3 separate regions of the Homo sapiens genome follow, and all the other regions are linked to region 2. The links are chromatin loops, found by intact Hi-C in ENCODE. Cell type or tissue: A673. All regions are shown on one strand.

Evidence for each region. Peaks named below come from ENCODE experiments on the same cell type or tissue, not always from the same donor. Only the 100,000 strongest peaks of a DNase experiment are listed, where the experiment ranks them.
Region 1: it touches region 2 in a loop (3-fold over the local background); 11 of 110 quality-filtered maps call a loop at or near these places.
Region 3: it touches region 2 in a loop (3-fold over the local background); 5 of 110 quality-filtered maps call a loop at or near these places.

Annotation. Positions count from the first base shown.
Region 1 is chr6:90,936,511-90,944,510 of GRCh38, forward strand. The region is part of intron 3 of LOC107986623 (a long non-coding RNA gene); the gene reads left to right. Among named protein-coding and RNA genes, the nearest start is that of MAP3K7, 350 kb to the left of the region's middle. In A673, a CTCF peak has its summit at 4,519 (motif pointing right); a DNase peak (open chromatin) is centred at 4,541.
Region 2 is chr6:91,078,326-91,086,325 of GRCh38, forward strand. No RefSeq gene overlaps it. Among named protein-coding and RNA genes, the nearest start is that of MIR4643, 440 kb to the right of the region's middle. In A673, CTCF peaks have their summits at 1,819 and 3,354 (motif pointing right); DNase peaks (open chromatin) are centred at 3,356, 4,036 and 5,136; H3K27ac peaks cover 3,039 bases.
Region 3 is chr6:91,272,657-91,280,656 of GRCh38, forward strand. No RefSeq gene overlaps it. Among named protein-coding and RNA genes, the nearest start is that of MIR4643, 250 kb to the right of the region's middle. In A673, CTCF peaks have their summits at 2,455 and 3,862 (motif pointing right); DNase peaks (open chromatin) are centred at 1,235 and 3,875; H3K27ac peaks cover 806 bases.

The DNA.
Region 1 (8,000 bases), 140 kb before region 2:
CAGACTGGGGAAGCAGGAAACAGAAGCCACAGGGTGAATTCCAAAGGGGAAGATGGGAAATGAGACTATGGGTCACTGTAAGCATTCAAGGTAGAATACAAATATGAGTTTTAAACCCGCTTTAGAGAAACTCATTTTAGTGGGAGTCAGGATCAAAGGAGGCTGAAGCTTTGCAATGTGGTTTCCAAAGGCAAGGCACCGGGGCAGAATAACTGAGTAGAAACTTACCATTAAAACCTAGCCCACTGCTTATCATCCTTTCTGTGTTCTTGGCACACTTTGGGATATTAGAAATTTTAGTGGTGTACTTGAAGGAATTCAAAAGCTCAAAACAAAACTAAGCAATTCAGCAATAATTTCAACCCAATCACCGCTATGGTGTGACTATAATGGCACCGTGTTCATAATAGCACCCCAGGGATTGGGAGCTAGACGGGCCTGCCGTGAAGGGTAGACAGATGGAGCTCTGGGTACTGGCTCAGTGACACTAGGCCCCTTACTTAATGACTCTCGTCATCAGATTCTGCATCTATAAAATGAGGAAGAAGAGTGGACCCCTTCAGAGGGGTGAGATGGAGAGGTCACTGCCCCTGGCCCTTGTGAGTGCTCATCCTGACGCTGGCCTCTTGGACCCCCACTCCCACCTGTCACTGTCCCCTCTTCACTGCCCTGAGAACACTCCCGCAGTGCTCCAGAGGCCAAGTTCTTGCCTGGCCAGTCAATATGAAATCGTTCTTGGGCAAAGGTGCACTGTCTTTTACCTTACTCACAGCAAGCTGTAGTTTTGCTCTTACTAAATCACAAGACCCACTCAGCAAAAAATTCTTTCTGACATCCGTGGTAATAAAAGTATATGCACTTGAGTAGCAAGGACCAATTTCATACACTGAACAAAATTTGGGAGCATAACTGAAAGGATTCACAGCATACCAGGGGTCCCTGAGCTGGCTGTTCGAGAATGATATTTGCAGGAAAAAGACGAAAGCTTAGTTTTCTCCCTAAATGAAGGCTTCCCTTCTACCCTAAATAGTGGGCTGATAAATGACTTAATTGTTCTGTCTTCAAGCTGGCTGCTGCCAGGCATTGTAGAGTCTATCTCGTTTTTCCCTTCTTGAAAGCAACCCTTTGAGGCAGGTGATGTTACTGTTTTTCAAAGTCATTTTATAGGCAAGAAAACTAAGGATTAGAACCATTAAGTGACTTCAAATCCAAGTCTTTATGATATCAAAGCTTCTGCTCTAACTGGGTGGTTCTCAATCGTTAGTGAACATCAGAATCACCTGGAGGAACTTGTTAACACCAACTGTTGGGCTCCATCTCCAAAATTTCCCTTTCAGTAGGTCTGACTTGGGGGTCTGAGAATTTGCATTTCTGTTTCCCTGAATGCTAAAGTTTCTGGTACTGGGACTACAGTTGAGAAACATTACTATGTATGTCCTGAAACCCTTGTTGATTCCCTCCAGAAACCAAAAGAAAATGCACATGTATATTCCTAAAATGAAAACATAACACTTTTATGGGAAATCAGAAAAAAAATCTTCATCAGAAAAACTTTGATAACCCTAGTCCTAAATTAGATAGTCACAATACACGCTATATAAAATGACTTCTTCAGCTTCAGAAGGTTTTTTTGTGGTGAGCTTTGTATTTCCCATGATGCCTAAGGCATATAACTTTGGTACTGCTTTGCCTAACTTTATGATTTATTGTTGTCATTTGGAATAAAATACTTCTATGCTTAGTACAACAAAGCAAGAAATGCCTGCCTAGAAATGGTTGTGGTTTTTCAGTGGTAACACCATTGGTATGATGTTTATTTGTTTGTTTCTGAGGTTTTGAAAATTGCTTTAGAAAGCCTGGGGGCAGAAAGCTTCACTTAATTAAAATATTTTAAATCAAACCACAGGAACTTCAGTTCATAGAGCCTCAGGGTACAGCCAGCAATTGTAAGAAACTCAAATGGAATAGGGTGGATAAATATAATAATATGGGGTATAACTTTCTGTTATTATTTCTGTTAACTGCGTTAAAGTAATTAGGCAACAGAAATAGTAAACTGAAAATCTTTAGTTAACTATTGGAATTCTGAGGCTATTTATAAATTGCTACACAACTGGTTTAGTGTTTCCCAGAGTGGCCTTGTAGTATTGGGAATAATGTTCCCAGGATGCTCAGTGAAGACAGGATTCCCTTTGAAGATAACTTTGGGAAATATCACACCACTCTCTCAGAAATAGACATTGCCCACTTGCTTAGGAAAGGCTCTTAGAAGTCCTGCATAAAGCAACCCACTTGACTTTGTCTAAACCATCATTTCTGTTTTTCAAGACGTTTTGATCACACAGCTTCTGATTCCCCTCTCACCCCAAGTAAGACCATTTTATAACCTATGGAACGGAAAAAGAAACTCCAGATAACACATATGTTTATTTTTCAACCAATTATATGTATATATTGTGAAGCCTTCCTCCCCTCACCCCCTGCCCCTGATTTCCTACTCCTTCCCAAGCGTTGACTATTTCTCTTTGCTGAAATAAGAACTTGAACATATACTACTTGCACACATTTGATGGCTGAAACAAGGCGCCAGGGATACTTGGGTTGCTTTCTGAGTTTATCAGTAGGTAGGATTCAGTAAAACCATGGAAGTTTGTTCTAAATGAAGAAAACATCAGTCAGAATTGTGTAGAGTCCAAAAATAAATTTAATTTCATTACTTCCAATGGATAACTTTATTTCTAGAATGCTGCCTAGGAAAGAACCTTGGGCAAGCCTATTCTATTACTAGAAAGGGATCATTTATAATTACAATAGCATTTGTTTGTCTGCTGAATGTACCTAAATTGCCTGAAAACTACTTACTTGCTCAATCAGTTAAACATTTTTCTCTTTGGAAATATTAATTTGCTTAGCAAATTCACTTTTCCTAGGTACAGGGAAGTAATCTTCAGCCACTTTTCCCCTAGCTAGAGGAAAGGTAAACTTTAACCTAACCATTTTTCTAATTATCACACGTTTTGAATTAATGGGGTCCAAATTAATTAAGGTTTTATTATAGTTTCATCCTTAGGAGACAAGGTTTCATTTCCCTCTTTTGAGATATTTTCCATCTGAATCAAAAGAAGATTAACCTCACTACTCTCATTGCTTGAAGCCAATGGGTTTCAACTTCTTTTTTCCCTCCTCAATGTACCTGAGGGTTACGGAACACTCCCTCTGTAAGGAAAAGATGAGGTGTGTGGGGGGCTATAATTAGGAAAATCTCCCCAGGTGATTCTGATAAGCTCCCTGCCCCTTCTTAAGAATCCTGGCATTAAGGCTTTGATTAAAAACTTGTAACCCTCAGGCAAGAGTGGAATTGGGGCGGGAAGGGCAGTGGAGGCCCTGACAGGACTCCAGCTAAGCAAGTTGGCAGGGGGTTTTGTCACAACTGGTCAGCTAAGGCATGAAGAAGCACAAAGATAACAGGTCAGCCAACAAGCATAAGGCAGAAGATTGCCATAAGCATTTTTAGCATGATTAGCTGTCTCCACCGTATGTACTGAACACTAGCTGCTGATAACCCAGGAGCAGCTGGGAGGAAGGAGGCTGAAGACCTCAGAACAAAACCTGCCTTTGGGGCAAGCAGGGACAGAGACTGACATTTAATCTGCTTGATGCTGGATCTGTGAATGAGATGGAAAAGTAAACTGCATCCAAGTACTTTCCCACTTTCTCCAATCTAGTCCACAGTAACCTGAGGTCTGTGATACAGAAACATCCTGCTAGATATGGGTTCATAAATGATATAGATGTGTACAAACCTTAGAAGAGGCTAAAATGTGATGTTTAGAAGAATTTATCTGTATAATAGAATATTAAGAGAGTCATCAATTAATATTAGGAGACTCACCATAGTCCTTGTTTTCAGTTCCTCTTATAATCTATCTCTTGAGGGTTTAGACAGAACAGCTGGTAATGATAAACAAACACTCAAAACATTTCTTTTGACTTCCAAGCAAAATATTAAATGAGTAAGGTATATATTTCCTTTGATATTGATGTACTGAATCTTACAGGCTATTAACTAAAGCCCTTTGGGAAATACTTTACCTAATGCTGTTATAGTTTTGTCTGTTCTTATTGTTTTATTCTGTTTAAATAAACTTGGATGTTTGTTTAATTATATCTATATTAATTATATCTATATTAAGTTCCTCCTAACTAGTTGTCCACATTTGATACCGTTGTAGCTATCTTCTAATACACTAACTTGAGGGTAGATCTGTTTAAAGGTGAAGACTGCTATAAAAGAGAATCTTCTCTTTTGTCTTGAGAATATCTGAATGCTTAATAGCTGTTATGTTCCCTTGTCACACTGAATTGAGTTTGGGCAACCAGGATTGGGCTAGTTGCAGCTCTATGAACACGAGCAAATCATTTTAGCTCTTTGGGTTTCAGTTTCCTTATCTGTTGAATATGGTTTCTTCCTGAGGCTGCTGTACGTGATTTTATAGGTCAGTGATACTGAATTAAGTTTCAGGTTTTGGACACTAGATGGTGATGTTGTGTTGCAATTTGAAGAAGTCTTCCTCATCTTAGCCAAGGTCGACACTCAGGCTTCATATTTGCTCAGCTTTTAATAAATACGGTGTATGATTAATGAAACTCTATCCATGAAACATACGTAATTGATCATGGAAATAACACAAATGGAAGAAGAAACCAAAAATAACTCTAGCTCCTTTTTTCATCCTACTTATATGTTAGGCAATTTATAAATCTATTGAGGCTTTAATGGCAGGCCTAGGCTCCTGATGCCCACTTCCTGTTTCTCACTTCTCTCATTCATCCTTTTGGATTCCTAAAACTACTCACCTCAGAAGTGCTTATGAGACTTTAGGCTGCCTGTTGAGATATCAGAAATATACAAATGAATGCAATTTTTGTTCAGAAAAACCTCCCTATAAGTACATTTCCTCATCCTAAGTCAAACAGCCTGAGAACAGTTCTCTCAGAAGCCTCTTCATGGATGATTTCCTGCTTGTTTACAAATCAGCAGTAGAAGGAGAATGAGTTTACTAAAGTGGTGGCTGCCTTTCTCACTCTTCCTGGGAGTGAATTCTTTTGAGCTCAAAACACAGAAGGACATAAGAGTTCCTAGAACTCCCTTTTTTTGGGTCCTCTGTTTCCTGACTCTGAGTCTGCAGATTTTCCTGATGGTTTTAGGCTGGATGATGGCAATCACATAGCCACTCTACTATGGTTCTCTCATAGCTACTCACAGAGCCACTCTGCTGCAGGATAACTTGCTCATGAAAGGAAATGCCAGATTAAACCCCTTGCCACCCTGGACCTGGGTCCTCCAAACATGGAATAGGTATGTGGGGGAAGGAATGAGTTCATTTTGAGCAATTTAACACATATTTTAATGTAATTATACCCCATTAAAAAAAAGTAGCTTTTCCCCACAGTGGCATACTCCTTTACTGACATGAATGAGTAATTGGAAATGGGGAAGGCCTTTCACTGGCGATCCTGTGTGCTGTCTCAGCAAGATAGCTGTACCAGACGGGGCTGGGGCAGCGATATCACTCTGGTAGGTACCGCTCCCTCAGGCACGGTTGTCCTGATTTATGAAACTGGCAGTTGTCCTGGTTCTTATGATAGGTTGGGTCATCGTATTACATGACCTAACCCTGAATCTCAACCAGAGTGAGTAAATCTCTGCTATCTTTTGGCTAGATGACACAATCAATTGTCACTTTACTTTTCTTTGACTTACATACTCGAACACATAGAACTATAATTCACTTGAGGCTTACAAAAAGAAAAATGGTTTTAAATTTGAAATGTTTCACTCCCAGCAGAAAAAGCTGAAGGAAAATTAACTTGACTCTCATAGTCCAGTAATTTAAGGCTAAGAGAAAAAAGGTCCCTTTATACAGTCCAGAAACATCTACCTTATGGAACATTTTAATTCCTTGGTCTAAGGAACCTAAGGCAGAGATAGGCTCCCGGAGGACCTGAGACTCAGAATTTACAAATTAAATTCTTTCCCATTCATTCAGCAATAGAAGAAATACAACTAAAGAATGCAAAGAAACAAAAAACTTTGAGACAAATGCAAAGGGAACTTGGAGTTAATTTTATATAGCCAGAAGAATGGATTCATAGGGGTAGCACAAAGACCATTTTTTAATGAATTGAGCCTGTACTTGAGTGATAGCAAGGAGATAAATATAATGTGGAACTTGGCATGAATGAATAGAAATCCTCACAGCTACTAAAGCCATGTCTCTTTTAGCTTCATTGTGTAGTTACAACAGAGCAGTTTAAAAGACCAGAATAAATGTGACCTGAACATTTGTCTGTCTTAGGTTTTATGAGTACAATTTGAACTAAACTGTGCCAAATCAGTAAAGAAAACTATGAAAATAAATACGTAATAGTCTAGCATCGTATTTAAAATGTAATATAGCTCACTAACCAAATAGACCCCAGATTTAAAATACATTTCAAATATTATTTAGGGTATTTTGGGATCATTTTTTTTCCCAGGTACAGCAGATAATGGCAAATTCAGTAGGACTTGGTAAGAGAATTTCATCAGAAGCAATAAACAGGCAGAGTGAAAACTGATTATATTCTGATTTATGTAGTTCATTCATGTTCTGAGCTGTTTGTTCTGGCAAATGTACATTCCCTGATTCAAAAATTTCTATAAAGGTGATTTGGTTCAAAAAAAAGGTTTTATGTCTAGGGACCATACAGATTTTAATCATCTTCTTTGTGCTCTGTTCTGTGTCTTCTTTGTGAGGCTTTTCTACCCTTCAGCACTATTGTTTCTCAAGGATGATTTTTATCAAGAAAAACACGCAGAGAGTAGAAGAAGATTTAAATCTTAGTAGAGGTTTATTTTAGTTTATTATTATTTTTTAGTTTAAGCTGGCTTGGTGAAATTAAAAACAACAACAACAACAACTCTTCCCAAAGCAAATGTAGTATTTGAGAATAACATAGGAATGGGTCCCTAACACATGAGCAATTATTATGGTGAGGAGTGAGATTCTGTTCACTCACTGCAAGAAGGGGATGCTTTCATAATGTCTCTATGTGGTGGAGGAGAGGGCTGGAGTGAAAGCTGGGATCAGGTGTCACGGGGACATCAGTCACTCCTTCAGCAAATAGGATTCTGAGTTGTTGCTGCTCAATCTAGGGCTCAATACAGCAGTGAATAAGTGAACCACTTAGGGGAAGCCAAACACTGAATGACTGATTATGTGAAGAATGAATGTTGTGGTGATATGTAGCATACTTTATTTTATTTTTAACTTTTTCAGTTTTTGTAGAGATGGGGTCTCACTTTGTTGCCCAGGCTGGTCTCAAACTCCTGGGCTCAAACAATCTTCCCACCTCAGCCTCCCAAAATGCTGGGATTACAGTGTGAACCACTGTGCCTGACCAGTGTAGCATACTTTAGAATACACACAATAGGAGAAAGAATAGGACAGAGTTAGCCCAGTGAGGAGCCAGATGGGCAGGAGATAAGTGTTTTTGGCTAAGGAAACAAAGCCTGTGGAGACAGAAACCAAGAGGAAGAGTGGCATGTGATTGGGCTGGTGAGGCCAGTGCAGTACTTACAGTCCATATTGAAAATGTTGGTCTCTAGTCTAAGAATAATGGGAAACCTTAGAAGTGTTTCACAAGACCATTGCTCTAGCCACTGACCTATGGAGTCACTTAAAAGTATTTTAAATAGAGGGGTGTCGTCATCAGTTTTGCCTCTATAATAATATTCTGATTATACTGTTTTATAGTCAAACATGAAATTTTTCTGCTATTTCTAAATTCCAGGAGGAAAGTCTCATTATAATTCTTATATAATGGCACAAATTCATTCAAGTTGGGAACTGACTTTATTACCTAATCTGGAGAAGGCCGTTAGTCTTTTACATGGCGATAGAAATTTGTATTATGGTAACTAACATTGTAAAAAGATAGTCAATTTATAAAGAACT
Region 2 (8,000 bases):
AGTGATGGGGTCCAACCTAGGTCTAGGGTAAGGGCAGGAGTCCTTGAGGAAGTGACATTTGAGCTGGGCATTAATTCCAGGCAGAGGGAACACCTGCATGAAGGCCTTGAGGCAGGAAGTAGCATGGCACCTGAGAGGGTCTGAAAAAGGACCAGAGCAGCAGGCATGGAGATTGATATGACATGAGCTGGGGAGACCAGGAGGAAATGTGGGCTCAGGTAGGGCCTTCAGGTCAACTTTAGAGTTTGATGTTTATTCCTAAGTGCAATGGGCTGCTAATATTCATTGAAGTGTGTTTATCTCCATACACATAATAAATACTATAAATATAAATAATATATATTTATATTATAAAATAATATATAATTTATAGTATTTATATAAATTTGTATATTATTTCTAGAAATAACATATACACAAATATATGTTACATATATTATATATTTGTATATAAATATTATTTCTAGAAATAATATATAAATAATAATAGTGTTTATTATGTGGATAATAATAGAGGAAAAAAGCTGAGGTTTCAGCATCTCTTTTTCCCCTAGAATTTAGATTGGAGTTTTCCAGATGATCTATGGTAGGAGTCAGCATCCTTTCAAAGCAGGATGCGAAGCTGCCACTGCCTCCTATCCTGATTTACAGGATAAGGTCCAACTCTTATAATGAGCAAGATGGGAGCCATTAGTTGTCCAAGATGTCAGAGATCAACTTCTGCACCTTTTGGCAGGGGACTCCCTGCTACCTATTGCCTGGGGACTGTAGTTTCCCTCTCCTCCCCTGTCTCATCTTAAGTTATATGGAACAAAGATTACTTTCAGACTGACTTTGCTCTTTTATTTTTGATGGGTTTGGAGGATCAGTCAGCCAAAGCCTAAATAAAAGAAGTCCCCAATGCATAAACTTTCATTTCTAAAGCTTTTATATCAGAAGGTGGAGTGACCCTTGGATTTATCCCTTCGATTATCAAATAGGCTTGCTTTCCCTGGTGCCTGTATCTGTGCTCCAGGCATCATCATTTCTCCTAGAAGTGAGATGATAAATGGTGGTTCTGTTCCTGGGCAAGCCTACAATTGTATTAAATGGCCTCTGAGCCTGGAGAAAAGGGGACCATGCAGCTCAGAAGGGAGGAAATGAGGAGTAGAATCTCCTTCCCTCTCTCCTGGGTGTAATTTTGAAATTAGAGTGATAAAAGAAAATCCTGTTTGAGTGGGAGCAGGGAGAGCTGCAAGGATAAGCATAAACTCTATTAATGAAAGGTGGTCCCCAGTATAGGGCTTCCAAGTGAGCTGGTGGCCTCCTGAGCTGGGCATGGAAAGGCCGTGAGGAGCACTGCCTTTAGATACCATAGGGAAGATGAAAAATGTTGGAACCTGTTTATATTGACTCATATGTACTCCCAGGAAGCGCTACAGTTAGGCTGGCACTGCAGCTGCTCTTCGACACTGTTCAGAGTCCCCTTGTGAAACATGGAGGACTGGGTGACAGCTCTTTGTCTCCTGGCTTCCCAGAACCGATAGCATGCAGTGACCGGGGCCTCTTTCTCTCTCCCATCTCCTCTCTCTTTCACCTGTTTTTGCAAAGTTGTGTAGTAGAAGCAGCCTTTACCATTTTAGGAGCAAGCAGCCTGTGCAGTGGAAAATACAGCAAAAATCACCATGTGCAGCTCCAGCAGCAGCCCCAGCCCTACTCAGTGAAACAGCCGGGCAGAGGTGGCAGCTGTGGGTGTGCTGGGAAGTCATGGGAAAATCCAGAGCAGAGCCAACGCAGGGCCACTGAGTGCTGCTGCAGGGGGCAGGAGAACCCCACTAACGATCCTCAGTCCTTAGAGTCAGGGAATAAAGCCAGGCATCTGAGCAGATATGAGCAATCCCAGAGATAAGAATCTAAGCTCCTTGGGAGCAGAGGCTGTGTCTTGTGTCTCCTTGAATTCCCAGAGTCTATGTTGGCCACACAGCAGAATGCATCCTTCATTGCTGGAAGGAAGAATCAGACACAGGAGATGGGAGGGAGCCACCAGAACTGTGGAGAGGTTGGAGGGCAGAACACTCAGACTTAGAGGCATGTGTTGAGGAGGAGATAGACTAAGAGACTGTTCTGTCCTGTCTATGAAGCCCTGAAAGGGATGGAGCTAGCCACTGAGAAACAACTACGTGGAATTATACTGGAAAATTACAATTAATATTTCACTTTTCTCAAAAATATTTTATTTTGAAAGACCTGAATATCTTAAATGCTGGTTACCAGAGTTACCATGTTGATGTGAAATGGCCTGTTTTGGCACATCATTTTAAGGTGTGCACTGGGAGGGCAGGGTTGGTGATAAGCACACCATCCACCCTAGGCCAGGGTTTCCCATCGCATATCCCGCTGAACACCAGTCTTACTGGGTGCTCTACCAAAAAAAGAAAGAAAGGATCCTTGGCCAAATAATTTAGGGAATAGAGTGGACCAGATGTTTCTTTTGGAGAGCCTTCATTTAAATAGCATATGAGGGTCTGGACTTCAGTGAACAGACTTTATTTCATTCAATGCAACGCCTCCTGAGCTTCAATGAACATAGAAGCCCATTGACATATAGCAAATATTTCCTACATGTTGGGCAATGTTGCTGCTGTGGCTAGTTAAAGCAGATTTCAGTTATATCTGTTTAGGGCCATTGCAGAATCACAGGAAGTTGAAATTTTCCTTAGACCATTCTGAATGACCCCTGGAGCATAGTCCTGGGGCAATGGCTTCATTTCATCATGGATCTGGATCCAGAGTCAGATAAAGCCAGTAAAAGAAAAACCTGTCAGCTGTTTACCTGTCACTAAATAAACAAAGGCAAATTGCTTTACTTTCTTGAGCTCCATTTTTCCCACCTGCCCTCTTGTACTTCTTTTCTCAGAAGGGTGTGTAGAGAATGAAAGGTATATCTTATCCCATGAAGCCTAACTGGGATTTGTTGTAGTTAAGCAGAATTAACATTTCTTATTTGCAAGCATAATCTTCTTTGCTATTCCTACCAGCAGGACTCAGAGAAGTCAGATTGTATTGTCTGCATTTACAGAGGTAGAAAGCAGTGCATAGAGAGATTGAGGGGATAACAGAGTTCCTAGCTGGGTGTGTCCTTCTTGTGATACTCTAAAATGGGCTGTTGCACATACAGCTCACAAAATAGGGTCTTGACCAAGAGGAATACAGCTGAGCTCACTTCTAACAAAGTCTCTGCTTGTAGCTGGGGTTGCTAGCTTTGTAGTGATTTGTCAGGACTAGGTTCTGTTTTCATTACTGTGCTCTTGCACAAACAGAAGGCGATTTGAAATAAATGGGGACATTTATCCACTAGGTGGAGCTACATCCTTTGTTCTCTGATGGATGCTTTTCCCAACACTAAAATGTATTTGGTTTGGGTGGGAACTCAGCAAAGAGTATACATCGTTTTTTTCTCTCACCTTGTTGTGGGAGCTACAGTACTTTGAATGAAGAATGAATGGAGAATGGGCATGTTTTCATGCTGGGAATAAGAGATACGATGTGTTAGAATGTCCTGTGAAATGTAGCAGATAGCTGAGCGAAATCAGACTGCCTCACTTTGAATTAGGTCCCACGACTTGCTAAATGCATGGAAAATGGAAAGTTATTTAACCCACCCGTTATTTCACTTCTTATCTATTTTTTTATTTGTTAAATAGTTGCATTATAAGGTTTCTTGATGGAGTAAATGAAATCTGTGTGGAGAACTTAACCAATAATCTGGAACATTGTAATTCCTCAGTGTGTTAGTAATTGGTATTATCTGTGGTTTAAGTTTTCATGTGATTCAATGCCTAGTAAAAAACAACTTGATATTTTCATATGAAAATGTGAAATTCAACAGGATTTGTATTTCCGGGCTGCCTTGATTCTTTTGTTACCATTTGGGTTCCCGCATGCCCTCAACCTTCTTAATCCCTGCACGGCCTTCCTCTTCCCTAAAGCAGTGTTCTTCAGACTAATGTGTGCATCCAATCACTAGGAGGACTTGTTAAAACTCAGATTGCTGGGCTCCACCCCCAGGGCTTATGATTCTGTGGGGCTGTGGTGGGACTTGAGAATAGACATTTCTAAAGAATGCCCAGGCGATGCTGATGCTGCTTGCATACCTGCTCTGCCTGCCTGTGGGTGGGCCTCATGTGGGCACAGTGGGCTGTGACTGGGAGGCAGGGCTGCGTAGGCTTCTTTGTAGTTAGCTGCTCCAGGCCAGGCTGGCTCCCTTTCCTGGCTGGCCTTGGTGTCTAAAATGCCTTCCTCTAGAGATGTGTTTATATGAAAAAACAGATAAAGTCATTGTGAGGCTTGCAACTCCTCTTTATCATTTCTTCTTACCAACCCTGTCCCTCCCCTTACAGTTTTGATCTGACTCACACTGAAAACACACTAGGCTTCCCAGTGAATAGCTTAGAGGCCAAAGGCTATGCAAGAAATAGTAGGCAATTCGTCCACATTAAAAAAATGATCTTCAGCACAGTATATGACACATGGTAAACGTTCAACTATATTTGCTGAATGAATAAATGTGCTATGGAAGCTACATGTGGGCTAATGATAGGAGACCTCACCAGCTAGAAAGCTTTCCATTTACCAGCTGTGTGACAATGGCAAAATTATTTTATGAACAAAACACAGCTTACAATGATTAGGTATTACTGTGATTTACAGCTACATATTGATTAATACTGCTTCAATTCTTTTAGGTTGAACCATGTAAAATCGCCTCTATCTGACCATTTTTGATTTACAAAAATGACAGCTTTATATGGTTCAGCCTGATAAAACTTCTGTACTTTAAATTAGGCACATGCTTAACTAAACTCTTTTTCCGATATGCTTTCAATTCCGGGGAAGTGGATTCCTTCTTCTCTTTTTCTCGCTGCACATCTAAATGTTGTGGGAATATTTTAAAAAATAAGCCTGATGTTGGCTCTGTAAAAATTCAGTTTTATTCCCAGTCCAAGACGATCCTTCATCACTATTTTCTCATTGGAAGAATGATTCCCCTTCATTTGGAAGCAACTGGCAGATGTTCCCTGCTGAGCTGGCTCTCGGTTTTGGTGGAATGCTGCGGTGTTGAAATGCCACATGTACAATTGACTTTTCTTACTCTTCCCACTCCCCGTTCTGGAAATTGCTTCCACTTCCACCCCCACCCCATTCATAGGGTACATTAATCTGTGTTTTAATCTTCTGCACAACCACCCATGCCCTCTTCCCATGTCTCTCCCTCTCCCCCACCCTCTCTCATTTAATTACAACTAACTTGAGCATCAGCAAGTGAGAGCAGCTTGCCACACGACTCTTAAGTTATTGCTTTAGTTATGCAAGAATCAATGTAAAGGTTTTAAACCCATCTGCTGTTGAGTCTTAGAACTTTTGGTGCCATGAAGTCAGTAAGATACAGTACTCTTCCAGTCCATAGTCATTCAATAAATACTTTTTGTGCACGGATTATATTAAGAAGCTCTGGCCACTTGTCCTTCATTGGAATATTTGTTAAATCATTTTAACAACTGACAGCATTTTTTTTTTTTTTAATATGGAAGGTAGAAAAAAACATGAGAATCCTGGTTACCAAAGGCTGTGGTAGGCGCACTGTCAGGAGGCACGGGGCTCAGAAGAAGGCCCCAGACAGGTACAAAGTGGACAAATTTCACCTATTGCACAACTTTGCCTCATTTGGTTATATATAACTACAATTGCTGAAGGAAGAATTAGGTATATAAACTTGGTATTTTAAACCAAATGCACGCTCTACAAATCTCTCTACAGAGTGAGCAGATAGAGTATTCATTCTGGAGTCCTGGGGTTCACTGCTCAATCACAGTGTGGCTTTGGGCAAGTTACTTTGTTTCTTGGTGCCTCAGTTTCCTCATCTGTAAAATGGAGATAACAGTAATAACTTCACAGAGTTGTTGTGGGGATAAAATGAGTGAAAGTGTCTAAAGTGCTTAGAACAGTGTCTGGCAAATAAAACTATGTAAATATGAGCTATTTTTAGTTTCAGAGAATATCTCAGAAAATGCTAAATAATAAAAATATGTAAATAATCAAGAACTGCATTCTCCTGCAGGAGCTTTTGTAACCTTGAACTTTTAAAGGTCTTCTGCATTTTTTTTTCCAGGAACATGCAGTTTTAAATGGTTTTAAGATCATTATTTATTTTAAAAATCATTCAGTGCACTAATCCGGTGGGTTTATTATCAATATATCCTTTTTTTTTCCTCCCTTGATATTTAAGCTAAAACTTCTCTCTTCTTAATTCCAGTCTATTTTTCCTCATTATCATGCTTTCACTATGCTGGTGACTTTTTTTCTTTCTTCATGTTTACCTCGTCCTGATATTTACAGAAGTACAAGAGAGAATTTGTGAACTTGGACAAACTCTTCTGGAGAGAACACTCCAGGGATCTTTTACAGACATCACAGTTCTCTTGGTTACATGAGGCAGCATGAACACAGTGCCATGGGTGCCTTTGGAAATTTATCATGAATAAAAACAGAGAAAACCCAAAAGCCACCCATTCCTGAATTAGGAAGAACAGAATTCTAGGCTGACTTTTGAATTTCCTCAAGGACTTTAAATTCCGAGGTCTAGTGATGAAACAATTCACACAGTCTTCAGCATTTGTGTTGTCATGTTTGGAATTGTGGGGGGTTGACTACAGTCATAGTTCGCCAGGATTTCACAGCAGGATCGTGGGGTCTCAGCGACCCTACCCTCATGTAGATTATTTGTGCATGTTGGAAATATATTTAGTGCTTTGATATTTTATGATTATTTTATTTACTTACTGTAACTGTCATGTTTGGGAAAAAACATATTATACTTAAAAGGTTTATTTATGTTTTTCTTGTATTTTACGCCATGCTTCAACTCTGAAGTCTTTTAAACCTCAAAAGTATATCCAGACTTCAATACTAAGTTTTATGAGACAAATTATTTTTTTGTCTGCTGATTTTTCATAGTTTTTCCATGTATGATATTTACTTATTGGAATATTTATTTCAAGATGTCATATTCAGGGTCTAGTTAGGGTAATTTTAAGCATCCGGTAAGAAGTTATGTGTTGGTTACTTTTCTTAAAAACAAAAATTACCTGTCTCATTTTAGATACCTTCCATAGAGGAGAAAAAAGTAGCACCAATTTTATTCTGTTACAAAATTTCTCACTTTAGTAATATGGATACTGGAGAAATGCAGAATCTGAGACACTATGCAAGAGTTGTACAACTAGATGCAAAAGCTACATGTTGACGTATTCAAGCGAAAGGTCAGAATAAGCAAAGGAATGGAATTCTTTGGTGATTCAGTTTTTATTCTAGGTTTTATCCTTAATATGCATCTGAGGTGGTGAAGATATGACATCAAGATACTACAATTTGAAAGTATAAGTCCTCATTTTCTGCCCTATCTTATTTTTAAGTTGTGTGTGAGCATAGAGGTAGGTGAATAAAAAATTAGTGCAAAGAGGGCACAACTAAATATCATCTTGGTCCAGCCAAAATCCCTAAGTCAAAATTTACCAGACTCTCTGCTCTTGACCTTGAAGCCTTGTAATCTACTAGACTATTTAAAGAGAGAGTAAGAAGGGCACTGTGGGCCAGGCGCGGTGGCTCACGCCTGTAATCCCAGCACTTTGGGAGGCCGAGGCGGGCGGATCACGAGGTCAGGAGATCGAGATCATCCTGGCTAACACAGTGAAACCCCGTCTCTACTAAAAATACAAAAAAATTAGCTGGGTGTGGTGGTGGGCGCCTATAGTCCCAGCTACTGGGGAAGCTGAGGCAGGAGAATGGTGTGAATCTAGGAGGCGGAGCTTGCAGTGAGCAGAGATCGCGCCACTGCACTCCAGCCTGGGCGACAGAGCGAGACTCCATCTGAAAAAAAAAAGAAGGGCACTGTGATGAAACAAGGGGCTGGTGTTGATAGTGGTGATGGTGGTGGGGTAACGGGCCCAGGGCCTAAGGATATG
Region 3 (8,000 bases), 190 kb after region 2:
TCTTTCCCTTCCTTCCTTCTTTTCTTACCTTTTATTAAGCACCTAATAGGTTTCAGGAACTACATAAATGTAGGAGAAGAAGCAAAGGAAACTTGCAATGATCTTTGGCTTTTTCCAAGCTTAGTAGAGAAAATAAAAGCCACAAAAAACCCAATAGTTTCCTTTATCATTCTTTTGTTTATCTCAGCTAATCTTAGGCTTAACCCTTTCTGGTTTAGTTTTACGTCCTATTGTGTGATCCTCTTGTCCTAATACAAAATATATTTTATAAAAATATGTTTAGTACAGTTTTTTTATGCCACTTTGTGTTTTTGTTTTTATTAATATATTTTGTTTTAATTAAGGTTATTTGTTATTGTGGCCTTTAAGAAGAAAGATTATATTTATCTTTTTTTCTGGATTAGTAATTTAATAATGACTATTTAAAATATGAAGTAGAAGATATATTTTCCTCACTTTCATACTGTCTACTTTAGAAACCAGTTTTGTTTTGCAAAATGTATTCAGAAATAAGCTAAGTTCAGCAGTTCCCACATATTGTTTTATTCATCTTTTGAGAAACACAAATTTCAACCAAGTAGATAAAATTCTCTCTCTCTCCCTCCGTCCCTCCGCTTTGTCAGAATTAACCTTGGTCGTGGATTGGGTTTCCTGGAAACATAGTCAAAGGTGCACAATTGCATACCAAAGGTTTTATGGATAATACTCTCAGATATACTGTTACATAAAAGTGAGAGGCCGGGTGCAGTGGCTCAAGCCTGTAATCCCAGCACTTTGGAAGGCCGAGGCGGGCGGATCACGACGTCAGGAGATTGAGACCATCCTGGGTAACACGGTGAAACCCCGTCTCTACTAAAAATACAAAAAAAAAATTAGCCAGGTGTGGTGGCGGGAGCCTGTAGTCCCAGCTACTCGGGAGGCTGAGGCAGGAGAATGGCGTGAACCCGGGAGGCAGAGCTTGCAGTGAGCCGAGGTTGCGCCACTGCACTCCAGCCTGGGTGACAGGGCGAGACTCCATCTTAAAAAGAAAAAAAAAAGTGAGAAAGGTGGAACTGCCTCCCTCCATATTTGGATTGCAACTGAGACTGTAGATTGCAAAAAAACAATCTACAGGAAACTCTGGTGCTTACGTGACCTTAAAAGTTATCATGAATTAGGCGAAGGAGCCAGGCGTTTGTATCTCATCATCCAACAGTAATAGGCTACCAGCTGTCCCAGGGGAGGGCTCAAACTCTGGAGGAGGAAGTTTCCTGGCTGCTAAGAGCAACTCTCAGCCAGGGCCCAGCTGTGAGCTAGCAGGGGATCTTCGCAGAAGTGAGGAAATGAGTGCAAAGGCCCTGAAGAAGGAACATGGGTGGAGCACGACCATATTTACTTCAGCCTTCAAGTAGATCTCCTAAGAGTTTAACTGACACAAAAATTAATATCTGAATTGAAACAAAAACTAGTTTTGGTGTTCCAATGGTTTCAGCATTTGCTGACTCGTTAGACAAATCTTTCCTAAATGCAAAAATTTTATATGGACTTTCCAACTTGTCAAAATGTATTCCTTTAAATCTCAGGGTTTCAGAAACAATTTTTTCTTGCTTTTTAAAAATACATAGTGTCTTTTGACCATGAAGAATAGTCTACATTTCCGTTACTACTGGTGTTGCTTTTATATCTGCTACTTAAAAAAAAACAAAACAAACAAACAAAAAAAACTATTTTCTTTTTCCATATAAATGAGTATCAGCCAGTTTCTTCTTATAGAGGAAAACGTGTTTAACAAGTAAAGACGAATGACTAAATTTATGTCACTATTAGTCAGTTAGCATGAAGGAGGAAGGGAGACCAACTAAAGCCTTGGGCTGAAAGTCAGAAGATGAGCTTAACTCCATCGCTTGTTAGTTGAAATATTTGGTGTAGGATACTTAACAATTCAGGGTACCCTTCCCTAATTTTGAAGTGGGGAAATGTTTATCTTTTCTCCTTGTTTCACGTGGTTATTCTAAAGTTCAAATGACATAATATATAATACTCTAAACATTAAAAATCACTATATACATGCTATGTGCTATTTAATTTTTCAAGCTAAAGGATAAGGAACAAATATCAACAAAACTGCAAATTGGAGACCTTTTCCTTAGTGAATCTCATTGGCCACAATTGGATCACATGGCCATAGCCTAGTAATGTAAAAGGCTGGGAAGTGAGTTTCTAGCCCTTTTGGTGGAAGATGAGCCTTGCCAGGTAAAAGAAAGGGAAGAGGAGATAGGAGGCAGTGGCCGCTGGGTAGGCAACCTGCTGGGTCTGCCTCATGAGGTAAAAGTAGGTGTCAGGGGGCATAGAATAGGCACTAGCATCACACCTGCAAGGATGTTTCCCCTTAGGAGGTAGTGATCACTAGCTGGGGAAGGGCAGGGTGGAAAATGTGAGGGCGGCCTCCAGAGGAGGCCTGGAAGCTGAGCAAGCATGAGCAGGATGAGAATAGAGAAAGATATCTAATATGGCCAGTGCAATGATGGGGGTGTGGGCCCAACCCAAATCAGCTTCCTAGGGCCTGTTGAGGAGTTTTGACATTAAGAGAAATGGAAATCCACTGGAAGGATTCAAGCAGGGGATGGGGGTAGGGGGCCATAACTGGATTATGGTTCCTCTCCAGGGAGCAGTGTTTATCATTGTAATTTATTGGTTTGTTTTTGCAATTAGGAGAAAGGATGGGAGAAAGGTTGGGAAACTAAGTGGTTATAACAGATCAGATTCAACCAATGATAGGCCGCAAGCCAAATCCAGCCCTCTGCCTGCCTTTGTATGGCCCCAAGATAAGAATAGTTTTTATAATTTTAAATTTGAAAGACAATCCAAAGAAGAGGAATATTTTGTGACATTTGAAAATTATATGACATTCAAATTGCAGTGTTCATGAATAAAGTTTTGTTGGCACACAACCATGCTCATTCATTTGTGTATCATCTATGACAACTTTCACGCCACAGGCAGAGCTGAATGGTTGCAGCGGGGCCCTTTTGGTCTGCAAAGCATCAAATATTTACTATTTGGCCTTTTACAGAAAATATTTGATATCAGTGATGAATTTTCCAGGTATCACTAAGTTTAACAACATAAGAACTCCTCGATAAAGGGTGGAAGCACTTATCCCTGTACTTACAAGATCTGCTTTTAGGATGAATAGTACAGTTATTTATGTAGATACTGAGTGAGGTAAGTAAAATGTACTGTATCTGTTGTTACACTCTGGTGGGAGAGGTAGACATCCAGCAACTCTTTACACAGAATATATATATTTAAAAGTGTCATAATAGAAGGAGAGGTTACTGTGATTTAACATAATTTCCTTTCTAGTCAAGGGGAGAGCCTCTTTGAGGATGTCACATTTAAGTTAAAGAATGGCCTATGAAAGGTCTAGGCAAAACTTTCAGACAGAGGGAAGAGCAAGTGCAGGCAGGGCTGAACTGGGCACGGGGTGTGTTCAAGGAGCTTAAAGAAGGTGATATGGCTAAAGCATGGTGAATGACTGAGACTAGGCAAGGGCTGGGCTGGGCAACAATTTGTAGATCAAATGTTAAAGATGTTGAGAATACAGTGGGAAGCCTTGGAAGGGTTTTGAAAGAGTAACATGACTGGATGTACTTTTCAAAAGAACACTCTGATCTCCTTCTAAAGAGTAGACAGATACGGCAATAGCTGGAGGGGCTGTGGGGACACGGAGGACAGAAATGATGGAGTAAGTTTTGACTATTGAAGGGGAATATGTGGTAGAGAGAGGGAGGTTGAGAGCTCAGGAAATAGGCAACACCTAGTGGAGTGAACTCTAAGAGGAAAGGGCTTCCTAGACATTAGAGGTGAGATGGTTCATCTTTGCCACTAGAGGGAAGAAGGGGGAAGGATCTCAGAAGTACATTTTAACTCTAAAGCCCATCCCCTTTTCTGAATTCAGTGCTACCTAAGAAACTTCCTTCAGCTTTTTTTCTAATTAAATCAAGGTCTGAGGAGGTCAGCAAGCAGCCCATTATTTTTTCACTAATATTAGTTTTATTGTATGGTGTCTTAATCATGCTACATGTTATTTCTCTCCCCCTCTTTACTCTTTCTTCTCTGTTAGACTCTGTTTCCTGCTTCAGGCATTTGGAACAATCCATACATGCAGTGGAGATCTCTGCAAATATCCTCAACCATGTTATAATTCTTCTATCCTTTCTATTCTCCTTTCATCCTCTTTTTCTTACTTCCTCTATGGGACTTCTCATATTTTGCCTTCTCACTTTCTTTGTCCTCATCTCCCCCATGATTATAGGTGCTGCACCCTTTTTTCCTAATCTGCTAACAGCTCTAGCTATGAGGTACCAGAGGAATAACAAATACATGTTACATAGGTAGATAGATATCACAGACAAAAATTTGTTTAATTCAGAATGAAATTTTACTAACTTCCATTTTAATAATTTAAAAAATATTTTAGGTTTTCTATCTCTCCTATCTATTCTCCTACCAAGAAATGCAAAGAATTCTAAGATTTCTAATTCCCATTTTAATAATGTAGCAATAAATTGTTTTTTTATTGTATGTTTCTATTATTCTTGTTTTACATCTACGATTAACCATGATATAACATCTCACTATCATAGAAAGGAAGTTAGCATTATGCTGATTTTAAGTTATGGAGAGAAGTTTTCCAAACGTACTAAATTAGCCAAATGGTATTCCTTTTTCAAGTGATGACAGTTAGAGTTAAGGTTAATTTCCTATTAGGATTATTCTATTATCCCTTGTTTGTCTCTAAAATTTCCACTAAGAACACTTACTTCCCCTTACATAAGGAACACCTGGGGTTAATGGAGAGCTGTGGTTAGAATTCTACAAAGGACCCAGGTGAATTAGGCAAGCTAAGGTTTGCTTTGTAGCCAAAGTCAGAGGGAAAGAGGGAGGTGTTACCAGGTGTAGTAAAGTTTCTGTCACCTTCAGAGACTAGTTTATTGGCTGTTGAGTTCCTTCTCTATTCCTATCTTTTTGCTTCCGAGTTTGGTTTTGTAATGACTGTGTTTCTTTCATAGGTCTTGTTTCCTTTACCTACCTCTTCTGAGGTTCTAATTCTAGTTGCATCCCCATTCTGACAATCTCATTTTGACTGCTGTCCATCAGCTCTGGACTTCCAGATCTTAGAATGGGTGCTGGCATAGTATTACCCTGTCATAGTGACCTCTGCCCTAGAACGTCCACAGAAACTTGGTATATAAATACGATATGCAGGCGCCACATCAGTACCTGAGATGCTGGTAGCTGAAGAGTACAATTGTAGTCCTATTTACATTAATACTCCAATTCTAATGGCTTCCGTCTCCTACATCATTGACTCTAGTATCTCCAGCCTTTTATGGTGTCTACTTTCTATGTACCTTTGATATTCCACTGATGCTAACATATGCTTATGAATCCATCATTATCACTTGCCACTGAGGCTGAGTCCTCCAATCTCATCAGTTGCACAGAGGAACAAATCCAAGAGGCAAATCATTTCTGTTGCTGTTGCTGCTACCATCACTCTGCCTGAGCTGGAGTCCAGTTAATTGGCAACAGAGCTGGAGCTAAGTGGCTATAGCCCTTGCCATTACTCTTACAATGTTAGAAGAAAAATGTCCTTCTTGCATAATGCTCAATGAGGGAAATGCATGAGAGAGTTCCATTTCAAAGCTGTCTGAGTTCCAGAATGTTATGGCATTTAGTAACACAACTCTTCCATTTATATAATTACCAATACACATTTTCAGCATTGATGAATCTAGACAAGTTTTAGTATTAGCTCTGTGATGGCCTTTTGTTGTGTTAACTTGGCTAGACTGAACTACAGTCCCTAAAATTCTATATCTACTATGTTTCTAGGTAGTGTGGGCTATAACTTAGGAAGCGGCGATGACCATTTTATGACTCACACCTCTCTTCTCCCTGTTACTCAGTCAAACACTAATCTAGGTGCTGCTGTGAAGGAATTCTGTCAATGTGATTATAGTCACATGTCAGTTACTTCAGGTGAATCAAAAGGGATACTATCATTGTTGGGCCTGACTTACTTAATTCTAGGGCTTTAAAGAGGGCTTAAGCCTTCTCTGAGCTCAGGGACTCAACACAGCAGCTGGACATGCAGTTACTCTCTCTTTCTCCTGGATCTTCCTTCCTGACTGGTGCCTATGGACAACACACTGCAGCTTGTGTTTGTGGGGTTCTGGCCTGCTTGCAATCCTTCTTCCCTGACTGATCACCTTACAGACTTTGAATTTGAATAGCTGGCCCCCCAAATTGCTCATTGTCTGTATAAATTCATTTGAATCCTACTTATTCAGCTTCTCTAGTTGAGCTGTGACTGATGCAAGCTGCTGCAAACCGCCTCTCTCCTTCTTCTCTTCCATCTTTGGTCCTGCTACTGAATGTGGCTCCCAAGAAGGAAATGCTTTCCTTATGTTGAATACTTTCACAGAAGCTGCCATCTCCCCTCCTCCACACTCTTCCCCAGACTTTGTCTCCACTTGGGCCACCTCAGTCTGTAAATCATCTAAGTCCTGGTGGTAAACATTGTTTGAATACATTCTCAAAACGCACCTCGATCCAGCATAAATAGAGATATGATGGGAGAGATGTTGTCCAACACCACCAGTAAGGAATATTATTTTGGTTGGAATTTCACAAAGATTTGAAAATTCAGGCATCACTGGGAAATTTCTTTTTCTGTGTGATTTAATCATGAAGCAATTTGAGGAGATGACCTTTTTCCATAGATGTGGTATCCAAATGCATAATAAGTGTTAATGCAGAAGATGCATTAGTAGCTACTTTTGAAGAAACCAAGACGTCTTGTAGAATAGCCAGAAAGTTAGATGTGTTTTTCATGTGACCAAATGGCATTTAAAGAAAATGGAGGTAAACAGAATTTTTTTCCAAGTGAAAATAGCTAACTTTTGTTGTTTTCCTGAGTGCCACAGATTCCCAATCAAATTGATTTACAAGTCATTACTGTTAACTAAATATGTGCCATGGCCCAGACCATCAAGGTGTATTAAAGTTACTCACTTGTTTTCTTGTAACTCTGGCTTTATCAAAATGAATCTCATGCCCTATTTAATTAATATCCTCATTACCAACCTTAGAAGTGAACAGCTAAACTCACTAGGGAATGGTAATGGTAATATGTCCTGAGAGAGATTCATTTGGCCCAGCTGTCCGTTTTATTCTAAGTGCTAAATGCGTTAATATACATAGACTATCATTTACATAGCAAGTGGCTATGCAAGATGAATTATTTATTGTGTGACAACTACCTAATACTCAGTGTACTATCTAATGCAAAGCCATTTTTTATTTGACCTGTATGTGAGTTTGCATTATAGAATTCATTACCTTTACATATAAGTCACATTGAAGTTATGTGTGCAGCTATCTCTCATAGAAGCTGCAGGTTACCTCTGCTTTGATTTAATTGCCGCTCTCCTTGTATGGCAAAGAAGCCTGCTTTTGGAATGCAAGAATTTCAGGGACCCCAGCCAGGCGGCATGTGAAAAGCCTCTCCTTTGATGCGGAGAGTAAGGTGAGACAGAAAGACAAGCCCAAATTTAATTAAAATGTTATGAGAGCTAGAAACCAGCACATGAGACAAAGTAAAGGGGAGCAGGGTTTGTGCCTCCTGAAGTGTGTATGCTGCCAGGGATCACCAAGGTAATAAAATTCAAGCTGCTTTCCCCAGGCAGTGGTGACCCCATCCTCTACAGAGAGCCGCATGTTTACGTTCAGAGAGAACTGGGAGGAAGTCTTCTTGAATAAGAAATTGCCTCATTTCCAATTTATTCTTTAGTCTCTGGAATGTAATTTAATTCATCTTTGCAGTTTTCACGTGGCTTTTCAGACTATTCATCTCTGCATTATCTTTGCAACCTCTAATAATGTGGTTCTTCAGGGAGGCTGGTGCCTCTGAACATAATAGTGCTAAGACTAGTTCCCTGACAGGGCAGATA